Linked DNA regions of Mus musculus: region 2 is linked to region 1. A link is a contact called in ENCODE Hi-C or POLR2A ChIA-PET data. All regions are on one chromosome and are shown on one strand. The core of a region is the stretch at or near the end of the contact, and the rest is flanking DNA. Distances in the headings are between cores, read along the strand shown.

The links. A loop is a pair of places that touch in the nucleus more often than their neighbours do. ChIA-PET counts read pairs that join two places held with the same protein, here RNA polymerase II (POLR2A).
Region 2: a map of v-Abl transformed pro-B cells shows a loop between it and region 1 (2.2-fold over the local background). The contact joins the promoter of Abcb1b here to the promoter of Rundc3b in region 1. A Hi-C loop is called at or near these places in 1 of 37 maps with a recorded cell type or tissue (v-Abl transformed pro-B cells). POLR2A ChIA-PET finds 5 or more read pairs at or near these places in 1 of 5 experiments (embryonic stem cell).

The regions. Positions count from the first base shown.
Region 1 is chr5:8,621,149-8,624,930 of GRCm38, forward strand. Rundc3b (RUN domain containing 3B) reads right to left here and starts at 1,804. Exons shown (of 11, transcript NM_001347311.1): 1 at 1,340-1,804. The coding sequence starts at 1,464. All of the region lies in intron 2 of Abcb1a (ATP-binding cassette, sub-family B (MDR/TAP), member 1A), which reads left to right.
Region 2 is chr5:8,796,206-8,800,371 of GRCm38, forward strand. It overlaps Abcb1b (ATP-binding cassette, sub-family B (MDR/TAP), member 1B), which reads left to right and starts at 1,942. Exons shown (of 28, transcript NM_011075.2): 1 at 1,942-2,084; 2 at 2,531-2,601. The coding sequence starts at 2,537. It overlaps Gm5106 (predicted gene 5106), which reads right to left and starts at 2,318. Exons shown (of 3, transcript NR_152133.1): 1 at 1,739-2,318.

The sequences.
Region 1 (3,782 bases), core at 554-3,053:
ATGGCTATCATTCATTTTAAGTCCATTATTTGAAATTCCTAGAAATCTAGTCCAACATTATTGTATAGCTGACAAAACAATGAAGATAATGAGGAGATGGTACTAAGACACTAACTAATGACAACATTTGTTATGAGCTCGTTACATTTCCACTAGATCAACTTGGTCCACCTTCCAATGTTAAACCATCGGGAAGTTTGAGTCCGCTGAAGCTCTGATGCAGCATAAATGATTCAAGAAGCACAGGTTAGGCTGGAACCTGCTTTGAAACTCATTTCTTTAAAAAAATAATTTTAATATCTTTAAAAGATAAGACTACCCAACTAGCTTATTTTTCTATGAATCTAACATAGAAATTTGCCTCAATTTAAAACAATGTAATAAAGCCCATCTGTCCCAAAAGCTTGTATTCTACACAGCACAAATGATAAATATAGTCTATATTACTTTACCACTTACAATGCAAACTGTGAGCAAAGCTCTTCCTGAAAGATGAGCATTCATTAGAATCCAACTTTTTAAAAGTTGCTTAAATACTGAATGTCATTCCTACTACAGATATCTGCAATCTGCTTAAGATGCTAGCCACGATTTTACATAAGGAAAAAAAAAAATAGACATAAGCCAGAGAGGCAGGAAAGGTTTCATCATTTACCTGATAACAAGAGAATTATCAGTAGTTGATGATTAACCAGTATGATGGAACAAAATCATTTTTAACAGAGCGTATTGGCTCTGAGTAGTTACTAAGAGATGGATGCCTAGAATATTATAAGACTTAAAGAAAATTTATCAGCTTGTTCAAAATCAGTTTTTTTCTGAATTCTTGATTTATAGATAGTGATGATCTATTTCTATAATTCCTGGAGGAAGGGCTACATTTACAACCAGGAAGCACTTAAATAAATGCCCAAAAGGACTGACCAGGAGTCTTCCACAATTGCACAAGCACTGTAGTTGACAAGACTTAGATACCCAATACAGATAAGGGCCGAGGGAGAGGAGTGAAAATGCGTACGCCAACAAGCGACAGCAAGAGAACGCACAGGGATTTGGGGACATCTCAGTAACTACTACAGCAGCTGGATGCTGCTCTTCCTCCGCCCTCTTCTCCTCAGACGCAAGCTGGCCGGTTCCAAACGGTTCCTCCCCGGCTCCGCCCCGGCCCTCCCCGGGCAGCCTCCAAGCGAGGACCCTGAGACGCGAGGGCTAGCCCACGGCCTCGCGGGGAGAGGCTCCCGCCCCTCTGCAGGGCCCCGCTGGCCCGCGGACACGCGCGGCACGGGCCGCAGCGCCGAGCCCCAGCACCTCCCTCAGCCCGGCGCCCGCAGCCCCGCACCTGCACACGGTGATCAGGTTCCTCCTCTCCACCGCAGCGTTGCGGGCGCTCAGGCTCTTCTTGCCGCCGCCGCCGCCGCCGCCGCCGCGGCTCCCGCTCAGGCCCCCCAGGCTCCGGGAGGCCATGGCGGGCTCACCTCCGCGCCCCCTTTGTCTCCAGCGGTCCCGCAAGCCTCGCACACCTGTGTCCCCCGGCCTTCTCTCAACGATGGCAGCCCGCCGGGCGGGAGAGAGGCGAGGAAGGAGGCGCGGAGTAGGCAGGGTGTGGAAGGCAGTCAGTCGGGCACCGGTACCCAGGCTCCACGCGCGCGTGCACACACACTCACACACGCTCTCTCACACATACACACGCGCTCACTCACACGCACGCACGAGCCACCTCCACCCTCGCTCGCGCGCGCGCGCGCCGCCGCCGCCGTCCACGAGAGAAGCGCGCGCGGGCGGGCGGGCGGGAGGGCGGGCTCCGAGTCTCCAGGGACGCCGCACCAGCGCCCGGGCGAGCCTGTCACCCCGCAGGCCTAACCGCACGTCATTCTTCCAGCAGGGCGGAGCCGCTGAGGTGAAGCCCCCCTCCCCACGCCTGTCTCACTCAGCCCCCGCCCCCTGCACCTATGGGAACAAGGCCGCTACGGAGAGAGCCAATGACGAGAGGTGGGGGCGGGACCCGCCCCAGGAGCTTTTAAAGAGGCTCGCTTAAGCCCCGCCCTGGCGCGTGGGCCTCTGTCAGAACGCGGGTCGGCTCGTGCAGCACCTTGGTGAGCCCGGCGAGGCAGCCTTGGCTTGGAAAGCCGGCTTTGCTGTGCCTACTCCACGGTGACTGTGGTCCATAGTCACCCTGACAAGGCTAAGTTCATGGCAGATTCCTGGTCCTGAGGCTTCAGTAGCCTCAGCAGGAGAATGCCATAGTTGGGTGGGGTGGGAAGTGGGGGTTACCTAGAATAGAAGAAGAGTTCCATTTGTCCCAAACGCCCCCTTTGAACCTGACAAACAACGACACAGTGGCATCAGGGAGTGCGCCCATGGCATTTCTCTTCCCGTGAATCTGGTCAGAATTCACCTCATCTTACTCAGTGTCCAGCACAGCCTTGAAACCACATTGACCATAGAAAAACGAGTGTAGTGGGGATGTCCAGTCTTGGGTTCTGTGCAGTGAGATCTGAACTGAATTGCAGCTCGTGAGCCATGGAGGAGGTTTGTCAAGGGCAGAGGGAAATCCTGCCTTGGAGTCCCAATAAGCCCCTTGGGAGGACCACTTTGTAGTCTCTACTTCTCTGGCTTTACCTCTGGCTTTACCTATGGGAGGCTACGGGCTTGAGACCCTGACCTCTGACATTCACCTCAGACTGCCTGTAAGTATGTCCAGACTTCAGGTTTTGTTTGTTTGTTTGTTTGTTTTTAAATTTTGAAAATCTAAAATCAGGACAAAGTCTCACCTCTACCTCTTAAATATAATTATGTTAAAATAAAAATTAATTATTAAGAAAATTTCTACAAGGGAGCTAAAACCATCCAGTGGAAAAAAAGACAGCATTTTCAACAAATGGTGCTGGCACAACTGGAGGTTATCATGTAGAAGAATGCAAATTGATCCATTCCTATCTCCTTGTACTAAGGTCAAGTCTAAGTGGATCAAGGAACTCCACATAAAACCAGAGACACTGAAACTTATAGAGGAGAAAGTGAGGGAAAGCCTCAAAGATATGCACAGGGGGAAAATTCCTGAATAGAAGAGCAATGGCTTGTGCTGTAAGATCAAGAATTGACAAATGGGACCTCATAAAATTGCAAAGCTTCTGTAAGGCAAAAGACACTGCCAATAAGACAAAAAGGCCACCAAAAGATTGGGAAAGGATCTTTACCTATCCTAAATCAGATAGGGGACTAATATTCAATATATATAAAAAACTCAAGAAGGTGGACTCCAGAAAATCAAATAACCCCATTAAAAAATGGGGCTCAGAGCTAAACAAAGAATTCTCACCTGAGGAATACCGAATGGCTGAGAAGCACCTGAAAAAAATGTTCAACATCCTTAATCATCAGGGAAATGGGAATCAAAACAACCTTGAGATTCCACCTCACACCAGTCAGAATGGCTAAGATCAAAAATTCAGGTGATAGCAGATGCTGGCGAGGATGTGGAGAAAGAGGAACACTCCTCCATTGTTGGTGGGATTGCAAGCTTGTATAACCACTCTGGAAATCAGTCTGGTGGTTCCTCAGAAAATTGGACATAGTACTACCAGAGGATCCCACAATACCTCTCCTGGCCATATATCCAGAAGATGTTCCAACTGGTAATAAGGACACATGCTCCACTATGTTCATAGCAGCCTTATTTATAATAGCCAGAAGCTGGAAAGAACCCAGATGCCCCCCAACAGAGGAATGGATACAGAAAATGTGGTACATTTACACAATGGAGTACTACTCAGCTATTAAAA
Region 2 (4,166 bases), core at 692-3,191, 180 kb after region 1:
AAAACCAAGAAAGATCAGTGGCCTAATAGAAAAGTTAATTAATAGTCTGAAATGATACTTCAAATATATGATCAAGAAAAATAAATCAATAAAGCAAGCACAGCTTAAAGGATAGAGAGAAATCTATGGTGTTGATGTTGGTGTTGGTGTTGGTGTTGGTGTTGGTGTTGGTGTTGGTGTTGATGTTGATGTTGGTGTTGATGTGGGTTAAGTGCAGAAAGAAGAAGAAATATCTTTACCTTCTGACAAACAATGAAGTTTTCTTCTTCTGGGCATTTCTAGCCTTTTGATGTTGGGACCCAGCATTCCTATCTACAGTGTTCATGCTTTACAGAAAATGTTCACACACACAAAAAAATCTTAAACAATGTTTTAAGTAGGTTTACAATTTTTTTGTTGGGCTGCATTCAAAGCTGTCCTTAGTCATAAGGGGCATGGGTCAGGCATCTTGGAAAGGCAGCAAGTGAAGAGGCATATGTGTCACTCAGGGGATACAGAATACATGGTTCGGGCTTTCAGGACGGCTGTGCATTCTCTCCCTGTTGGTACATCACCGGAACACTGGAAGCTGGGATGGCAGGTGGCTGTACTGTTGACATTGCTGAATTAGGTGAGGGAGCTGCACTCTCTGTCATTCCTAAATCTAAACACTATCTCATAAACCTACCTTATAGCTTTGTTTTCGAGCCTTGCTCCTGTCATTACTGTTGGTAACACAAGTGACAACTCCTTAAAGTGCTATATTTAACAGTTCTGCTGAAGGAGCTCGCTCCCCACAGATTTTAAGGGTGAACTGCAAGTCCCACGCATGTTGAGATGAGAAGGGGTGCCGGGGTTAAAAGGAAGCTGAAGAGCGGAAGAACCTGCAGGCCTGGGAGCTAGTAACAGGGCTCGTAGTCAGACATGAGGTAACCACACTAACAGCCAGGGAAAAGATGGTCTGGGCCCTAGGATGACAAACTGCTCTGTCCTCACCCTGAAGCCCCCGAGGAGCAGGTAAGGCACAGATCTCCTTTCGTGGTGTGTCCTTACCTTAATAAAGCCAATTTTAAAGACCAAGTAAAATCTCCATCTTGTTCAAGAAGGAGACCCCAGCTCACCCCATAGACAATGAGTTAAATAAAAACAAAGGTGGCTACTTCTTGCTATCTGTGGAAACAGACATCTTGGTAGAAGAAACAGGAGTCTCCACCCAGGTGGTCAGTGCTTCAATGTCATTGAGACAAGGAACTCTGTCTATCTCAGGTTGACATTTCTCAGCCACTGAGTTGCCAGCAAGTTAGGTCACAGTCAGTTACAAGTAGACAGAAAAAGACCTGCTACACGCAAATATCTGCATCAGTCAGAATTCCAGAACATCTAAGAACTTGATATGCCCTGGGAAAAAACACAGATATTGATTCCAGAGTTAGAAGTTGAAAATACTATGTACTTTGAAATATCATTTCTACCTTGAAATTGTATAGGACTATCATCCAAGCCAAGACCATATATATATATATATATATATATATATATATATATATATATATATATATTTCACAGAAAAATTTCTACCAGCCTAGAAAGCAATGCTGTCAGAAAAAAAAAAAAAACTTTACAGAATAAGCAAGGTCCCTGGTTGCTTTATTAATTATATTAGATTAGCTATGTCAGGGAAAGTGTCTTTTTAAGTATGACTCATCAGAGAACCAACTGTGTACTATCCAGGTATATACACTTCTGTATGGACACTTACCTGAACACGTAAAGACAAGTCTATGTAAATGTCTGAGGGAACCAGCGCCCTTCTCAAAAAAATCAGGGTAAGCCTGGAAGTATCTCCTGTTTCGCAACCGCTCCAGCTGCCCATGCCCAATCCCACCCACCAGGCTGATTGGCTGCCGGGCCTTAGGGCGGCCGCTGGCATCTATTTTAATCCGGGGCCCGAGGAAGCCCTCTGGCTCCTTCCCGCAGTGGCTCTTGAAGCCGTAAGAGGCTGAGGCCGCTGCTTCCATCTTCTGAGGTTCCGCTCAACTCAGAGCTACTTCCAAATTCTACATCTTGGCTGACTTTGCGAAGGAAACCCGGAGGTGGCACGTGAGGTAGGCAGTTCTCGGAAGAGTGCGGTGCTCCGGATGCCTGAGTCCGGTCCGGGTGGTAGCGTCCTCTTGAGTCTGTGGGGACCAAGTGGCGACAGCCACAAGTCGCTCCAAGAGCACCCGCAGCAGCAGCCTTCAGGACGGTGTTTTCCGCGCCAGCCCTGTGCTGTGGATCTCGCTGCCCAGCTCGCAGCCGCGGGCTGGTGGAGGAGCGCGCCAGGGCGGAAGGGACCCAGCAGGGCGGGGTGGCGGGACCCAGAGCCGAGCACCCGGTCCACGCGGGTGACACAGCTTCCCGGGATTCCCCGGGGTGAGTTACCCCCAGGCCCGGCCCCAGGAGCATCAGGGCGGGGCTCCTCCTCCTCTCTTGGCTCCGTGGGGCAGTGAGCTCTGCCTAGGTTCTGGTCCCCGCGGCCACGTGTTTGGCTAATGAACTGGTTTCTCCTCAGGTGGTGATGGAGTTTGAAGAGAACCTTAAGGGAAGAGCAGACAAGAACTTCTCGAAGATGGGCAAAAAGAGGTAGCCAAATTATTTCACGTTCGTGCTTGTACATTCTGGCCAATTTGTAGCCTCCGGCACTGTTTTAAATGATTAGTGGGCGTGGGCGTTATTTCAGCCCTTGGAAGGAACTCCTCTGCTTGGAGCAGTCCTTCAGATGTGTGTGACAGATGGATGCTTCTGTGAATTCAGCCTCTACTCACATCTTTTTAGTTTTATGACCTCGGCTTTTTTGAGCGCTGTTGATCGCTCATGCCTTGAGCCTTATGCTGCTTGGGTGCTCACTGTGGCCCATTATCTTCTGATAAACACGTATACAAACACAGAATGTGGCATAACAGGTGAAACAGAACAATACAGTTATATGGTTTAAGGTTGCTTACCTATACTTAAATTAGAAAAATTGAAACTGTAATTGCTAAGAGAAAATAGTTACTCTCAATATATTTTTATCATAGTGGACTGCGTGTCGCCAGTAATTAAAAACTTACCTCAGTGGGTTCATTATATATAGAAAATTGTAAACTAAGATAATAGGAATTAGTAGCTATATTAATAGTATTCGGAAACAAGATTTCAGTATAAAGAGGGAAAGTACAAAGTGAAAGTAAACTTTACATTTAATAATGTGAAATTAGAATAAGAAACATCAGTATGATTTTTTTCAGTCACTCATTTTTAGTCCACTGAAAAGGGTAGTACAGAAAGACACTCTTGAAGTTTTCTAGTAAAGAAAGGTACACGGCATAGAACAGTTAACTTCAGCCAGACCTATTGCAGAGAAAATACAAAGTGAGCCTGGAGTTTCCAGTACTAACAAACAAGGAAGCAGGATTTAATGGACTGGTCAGAAGACACAGGAGGACCAGCAAGATGGTCCCAAAGGCCTCCTTCCAAGACTGGCAAGCCTAGTTTTGAATTCCTTTTCCAGAACCCATGTGGTAGAATCAGAAACCAACTGCAAGCTTCAAGTTGATCTTGACCTGCACAGGCCGTTGCCTTGCTTGTCACGCTTGTGGATGCATCCAAACACAATAAATAAAATACAAAAAAAAAAAAAAAAAAAAAAAAAAAAAAACAAAAAAAAAACAAAAAAACCCCCCAAAACCCCACAAACCAGACATAAGAGCAATCGAGAAGGGTTTGAACTTCGAAGAAAGTAAATGCTATAAGTGATTTCTAGAAGCATTACATTTAGTGGCCCACCAATGTTCTGAGTGCAAGGAAACATAGTAAGAGAGAAATACAAAGCATACAAGAGAGGCTTCGTTACAGAAAAATGCAGCTATCACACCGGAAAGCACGCCACCTGTCCACCGGCGAGGATAAGCAAAGGGTCTGAACCATTCAGAGAGGAAAGTACCCTTTCCTGGGAGAGAGTTTGCTCTGAGCACTTTCACAGAGGGATCAGAGGCTGTCAAGTCACTCAGCACACAGAGGGATTGGGGAGACAAGAGTTTCATCTGAAGGCAGCCGGGCTTCTGGACTGGTGCTAAGAGAGATAAATTGTGAGACATATTTGAAATTTGAAATTCCTTTCTGTCAACACTAAAAGGTAAATAAATCAAGTTTGGAAAAGCATTGAG